Regions from separate parts of the Homo sapiens genome. Here region 1 is linked to region 2. A link is a contact called in ENCODE Hi-C data. All regions are on one chromosome and are shown on one strand. Each heading gives the region's core, a stretch centred on a gene start or an enhancer-like site at or near the end of the contact. The rest is flanking DNA. Distances are from core to core; before and after follow the strand shown.

Region 1 (3,254 bases), core at 261-2,760, 2.0 Mb after region 2:
ATCCCATTGGTAGTTTGAACTTGGCCATTATGGGAGCATTGCATACTGGTTGATCATCAAATACTTTGAATCAGGACATCCCCAACCCTGCCCTGAAAGCTGGGTAGTGAACGTTTACCAGCACACCACTGGTAAGAGCTATTTTTTAACTTTTTTATAAAATGCCAAGAAAAATAAAAATCATCTGTAATTTAACTGTGATCAAAAGAACCTTTAAAATATTGTATCTTTAATAACTTAAGAATTTCAGGAACTGGTGCTATTACATTTAAAGAATATGGACCAATCAAATTATAGCAGATTAGTCTTAGCAGGAAATAATTCCATTCATTTTACCGTTGGAAATGATGTCTTTCAAAAATATATATTCACTTTATTCAGACACATTGGTGAGTCTCTCCATGTAGCTGCAATCCCTTTCTGCTGTTCGTCTCCTGTTTTGAGGATTTAGCTTGCTTGGTTTAGTAATATGGCTTCTTAAGAATATGTGTGTCTTATAAGTAATTTTATATTTGAAAAAAACTTACATTATTAACCATTTTGCATTATACCATTGAAGTAAGACGAAAACATCAGATGACAATAGCATATCCATGGCATGCCATGAAGTGCTAACTCTATAAGCATATGTGATGACTGTATTCCATATGCAATTCCAGGATACAGTTCCAAGATCTCCAGTGTCCAAGGCACCCAACAGACACCACAAAATGTTAAACCCCAAGGTGTGCCCTGACCAATCATGCTACCTTTTCAATCCCAACCTAAGCTTTACACTAGAAACTGTATCTACCATTTCCCCTGACTTATAAGTTTAGATATAATTAAAAATACCACATGCCTATCATCTTTCAAACTGTGAGCTCCTTATTTTTCAATAACTAACAGCCTGATTTTTATGGATATTTAATAAAGTGATATAAATTAGTATAGTTATAAATTTCCAGTGGATAACCAAAAGATGTTGACTCTGCACATAAACCTATAAAAATTTTCTCTTAACTAAATTGTTATAGGTAAAACAAAGTCTTTTCACTCATTTTGGCTTCAGTTTCATGTTTGGGCAAGGCACAAAGCTAGTAAAGATATCTTCTCTTATTTTTCCGTTGAAAAATAGGCCCTGGGTCACTGCGTAATAAATAGTTAGGGCCTTTGTGGCAGTGTTCAGTTGAAGCCAGATTATGAGAGTGTCTTCTATGTTTAAACATGGAAAGAGTTCACAGTGAGGTGAGAGATCTTAAACTTGTCTTTTTTCCTAGGTTTGCCTCTTGTTTAGTATCCCTCAGGAAATGAGCTGTTAAGGGATGTGCTGCCACATCAAAATTCTGAAAGGAGATACCTTAAAACCACCAAAGTAAACCTTCCTCTGTGGATAACTTTAGCAGGCTGAGTATAGCACATTTCATCACTGACCAACCAAACAAAAATAACTAAAGCTGCAGTCTCATTCCAGAAGCATTTCTGAACAAACAGTTTTCTCCAGCCTCAGCTGTGTGGTTTCATATTTAATCACTTCAGCATTTTGCTGGTTAAACAACTCTGATATGAAATGTGAATCCCAGAAAGTGTTGTGTCATTCCAAATAGCTAGAAAATCAGTAATTCTTTTCTTTTCTGTCACTTGTTATTGATTCAGAAAGATCATTCCAAATCCCCACTGTTTATTCTTTTCAATACATTGTCTTGCTCTGTGGTTTTTCAGAAACTTTAAACAGCAGTCCTATTATCTATTTGTAAGTGTTGTCTCACTTCAGATAACTGCTTTAAACAAATAATCTAAGCTCAGAATCAAATTTATGGCATCAGAATGAGACTCCAGCCCCCCAAGCACTGGTATCTATACTCCACGTAACACATAAGAACAGCGTTTTCTAGGATAGGCAGTGAAAGGCCTCCATATTGCTGAACTCTTGCCTCTTCTCTGATTCACATCATCACCATTATTTACAATTTTTCTCTAAATTGGCTCTTTAATAAAAATATGAATCAAGCATCATTGTAAGATTGTAGACATTATGACCCTATTATCTTTCTTCAATTTGCTAAAATTCTACTCTATTGACTTTAACTCTGAAAAGTTATAAATGGTGTTGGGGTTTAGAAACCAATATCCCAGGACCAGGCGCCGTGCCTCACGCCTGTCATCCCAGCACTTTGGGAGGTCAAGGCGGATGGATCACCTGAGATCAGGAGTCCGAGATCATCCTGGCCAACATGGGGAAACCCCGTCTCTACTAAAAATACAAAAATTAGCCGGGCGTGGCCGTGTGTGTTTGTAATCCCAGCTACTCGGGAGGCTGAGACAGGAGAACCGCTTGAACCCAGGAGGCAGAGGTTGCAGTGAGCCGAGATCGCGCCACTGCACTCCCGACTGAGACTCTGTCTCAAAAAAAAAAGAAAGAAAAAAGAAACCAACACCCCGAAATATGGCACTCTGACATGCTGAACTGAAGAAGAGGCTCAAGGTCTCTCTGACCTACTCTTCCCCACTCCTCCTATCTCTCAATCTTCTGGGTCTCCCAAAGCACAGGATAAATCTGTTCTCTGAAGTTTCTTATTTGCCTAAAGTCTGGACCTGACAAATAAAAAATAATTACCTCTGGTCCCTTCCTGGAGATTTTATTAACTGAGCTCATCACAGAAAATAAGACTGAAGTCTGTCAACAAACCTGGACGATTTTGTCACAAACCACTGCCCGCTCTGTGGGCCCAGTAGACTTTGTCCCAGTTCATTGTATGCTCTTCAAGTCCATTGAATTCCCCTAAAAATCATTTACTACCCCGCTAAAATCATCTGCACTTCTCCATCACCCTTTCCTCTACAAAGTAGTATCTGTACCTCATTGGGATGTTGGGTAATCACGCTATGATTGTCTCTCATACATGTTAATAGATTTGTATGCCTTTTCTCCAATTAATCTGCCTTTTGTGAGCTGATTTTTCAGTGAACCTTCAGAGAGTGAAGAAGAAGTTTTACTTTGGCCCTTCCAATGGCAAATGGCTTTTTCTTAGAACATACAAGATACTAGAAACATTGCTGCTTTCTGTAAACCAATGATGTTCATGAATTTGAGCATGTGTAATCACTAAAGAATGTATTAAGACAGCCTATAAGCTAGTTGGTGTGATCAGGCTGTATCCACCACTTTTTATCCTCTGTGAGGGAGTGACCAAGTGTCAAGTACCACTGCTGAATTCTCCTGCAATGAACTGGATTTACCCAGAGGCGGACTGAAATGCAAGGGTTCCCTATCC
Region 2 (3,088 bases), core at 355-2,854:
GGTGGGGGTGATGGGGTTGGCAAGCTCCACAAATTTTGCAATTTTGCCTCCTTTCCCAGAGAACAACCACTCTGTTGTGACTTTGTCAGGGCTGGAATAGGCATGTGGTTCACACGTGAAAGCGAATGAGAAGTTCTATACAAAGAACCACATTTGCTGTCCATTTAATTTATTCTTCCTCATTCTCAAAGAAGACTAGATCCTCATCTCTTACCCTTAACCTCCACGTTGAGAAGCACTTTGCCCTTCCCATTCTAGCATATGTCTAGAACACTGCATCTAGTGTCGCAAACTTGTCCTCTTGCCCCCTCTGCCCTGGCACCTTCCCTCCCCACACCAGTAAGTCTGAGAAGGTCCCTGTGTCTTCTACTTTTCCTTTTCCAGCATATGGAGACAAAAGTGATTATATCCCGGATGCTAATCCGCCATGTTGACCTTTAATAACCCCAGTCCCATGAATACCTCCTGATTCCTAGGATTTTTTTTTTAAACTGTCCTTAGCATAAGAACATGTCAACCTTGATGCTATTGCCCACATTGTAGGCTATGAAGCATACGGCATTCTCACCTGTTCCGGAGGGCTGCCTTTAATTGTCTTGCACAGAGCAGTATACTCTTTCCTTACGGTATATAAGGCCAGGGTCTGGGGAGTAACAGTGCAGAAATTTATCTGCTTGCCGCCGCCCAAGGCCACGCTTCTGTCTACCACATCCTCCAATAGCACCCCTATTACCTACAGACTGGATTTGTCTGTCTCGTTCTTTGGTTTCTTGACTCCTTCGCGTTTGGGGGCTGCTTTGCATATAAAGCCCTTTCACAGAACACAGCACCATGCTAGTACAATACGCTGTAGATTCTCCCTCCCTCCCCCTCTCTCTCATATACTCATATATTTTATGTTGAACCAATATGAGGCATTGCTCAAATTTAAGTCATATTAAAGTTCTAGGCTAGTTTTGAAAACAGAAACTGATTGGAAGCAGAGGTTTTCAAATAGCCCACATACGCTACTAGAAGGCTGTACATTTAAGAGAGGGCCATCTAGGAAGCAATAATAGGCATTAAAACAACAACAAAACAACAAAACAAAACAGAAACAAAAACAACTTGGGAAACGGCCCTCCTTTCACGTTTTTTCTATCCCATCGACAAAGGCGCGCTGTCCTTAGCTGCGATGATTTTGTCTCGCCTCCAAAAAGACGCCCACGCACTATGTTGAGCACCCAAGTGAGGCTACGGTTCCTGCGGTCACAGAGGGCAGGGAGGCTCAAGCACCTCCAAAACCCCGAGCCCTGGACAGCTCCCCAGGCCCTTCCCGCGGCGCGAGGACAAGAGGTCTCCGGGGCCCTCGGGGGAGCGGCGCCTCCTCCTGGTTCCAGCAGCTCTGCGGCCGCTCCCCACCCAGGCCCGCGAGACCAGCGGGACAGTCCGCGCCGCGGGAGACCAACTGGGACGAGCCGCGACCCACGCAGGCGCGCTGAGGCCGGGGCAGGGGCGGGCCCGGCTGGCGCGGCCGGCCTGCGGTTGGGGCCCTGGCGGGGGTGGGACGGGCCAAGCCGGGCAGGGCCGGGGTGGGGCCGCTGGCGTTTCCGTTGCTTGGATCAGTCTAGGTGCAGCTGCCGGATCCTTCAGCGTCTGCATCTCGGCGTCGCCCCGCGTACCGTCGCCCGGCTCTCCGCCGCTCTCCCGGGGTTTCGGGGCACTTGGGTCCCACAGTCTGGGTGAGTGGTCGCAGCCCGGGGAGGGGGCTCCTTCTGGAGAGGAGAGCGTGGTCGCGGGGCACTGGATTCGCGCGGACGCTCGGCCGAGAGCTGTCCCGGTAGCTGCGAGAGGGCGGGTCGGCCCCGTGGCGGGGCCCTCCGGGCTGTCTGAGCGCCGCCGGGTCCCCGCGGACCTGCGCTTGGGGAGGGCACGAGTTGCAAATGGCGCGCTAAGCCCGAGGTTTCTTCTCTTTTGCAGTCCTGCTTCACCTTCCCCTGACCTGAGTAGTCGCCATGGCACAGGTAAGGCCGTGCGCCCCCCACTGCGCTGGATTTACCCACAACTTTGTATGCTGCGACGAGGGACTTTTAGGATTTGTCTGAGAGCCAAAAAGTTTAGGAGGAAAGGGAACCTGCTTTGGGGACATCGCTTCCACTTTTCTTGTTCCCCCTTTGCTTCCCTGCCCCCGTTTCTGTGTCCCGGTTCTTCCCGCTGAGCGCCCTCCGGAACCAGCACCGACGCCGCCAAGCTGCCTTCGCGCGCAACAGCTGGTGACGTGGCCGGATTTGTGTGCGCTCCCTTTTCATGAGTGAATGTGTAAAAGTGGGCCTTCCCCAAAATCCAGAGAGTAGCTCAAATTAGAACCGGAGCAAGAACAGCTCATCGTGGTCATGTGAGGCGAACGCATTCCCCCCCCACCCCGCCCCCCGACTTCCTTTATTTTTTTTCCGCAAAGTTTTCTGTATTTTAATACTGTGATTGAGCATTGGCTTTTTCCAGTTGCTCAGCCCAGTTTTACTAAAACTGTAGGACGTAGGCTCTGATTTTTTTTTTAATCCAAAAGATTAAACACAAGCGCTGTTTTTCTTAAGCAATGAACTCGTGGAACGAGTTCTCAATTGAATTTGCCTTGGGACTGTTTCAGAAATTGATAATCTACTACAGGCTTTCTTTACTGTTTTTTTTTTTTCCTTTTTTTTTGAGACGGAGTCTCACTCTGTCGCCCAGGCTGGAGTCCAGTGACGTAGTGATCTCGCTCACTACAACCTCTGCCTCCCGGGTTCAAGCAATTCTCGTGTCTCAGCTTTCCAAGTAGCTGGGATTACAGGCGCCCCACCATGCCCAGCTAATTTTGTATTTTTAGTAGAGGCGGGGTTTCACCATGTTGGCCAGGCTGGTCTCAAACTCCTTGCCTCAAGTGATCCTCCCGCCTCGGCCTCAGGACTGTAATCCCACTGCGCCTGGTTTCTTTACTGTTATTAATGTTTATCAAAAATGTAGGAAAGAGAAGATAGTTTAAGGTCTTTAAATATTGACCATGTTATACAGTCTTTTGTGAATAAGATACCAGGGCTTAAAAACTCTAAAACTGATTTCACAGATCTTG

The links. A loop is a pair of places that touch in the nucleus more often than their neighbours do. Pooled maps may share reads with other maps.
Region 1: a loop to region 2 is called in a map of gastrocnemius medialis, with 5 times the contacts of the local background. The contact joins the enhancer-like site here to the promoter of ANXA5 in region 2. A Hi-C loop is called at or near these places in 2 of 168 maps with a recorded cell type or tissue (gastrocnemius medialis and psoas muscle) and 3 of 50 pooled maps.

Annotation. Positions count from the first base shown.
Region 1 is chr4:119,733,512-119,736,765 of GRCh38, reverse strand. No RefSeq gene overlaps it. Among named protein-coding and RNA genes, the nearest start is that of LINC01365, 69 kb to the left of the region's middle. Within about 2 kb of position 1,510, at least 3 of the 41 ENCODE cell types and tissues checked have a DNase peak (open chromatin) inside an H3K27ac peak, as active enhancers do.
Region 2 is chr4:121,695,496-121,698,583 of GRCh38, reverse strand. It overlaps ANXA5 (annexin A5), which reads left to right and starts at 1,604. Exons shown (of 13, transcript NM_001154.4): 1 at 1,604-1,721; 2 at 1,960-2,003. The coding sequence starts at 1,995. RefSeq lists a silencer at 1,236-1,655.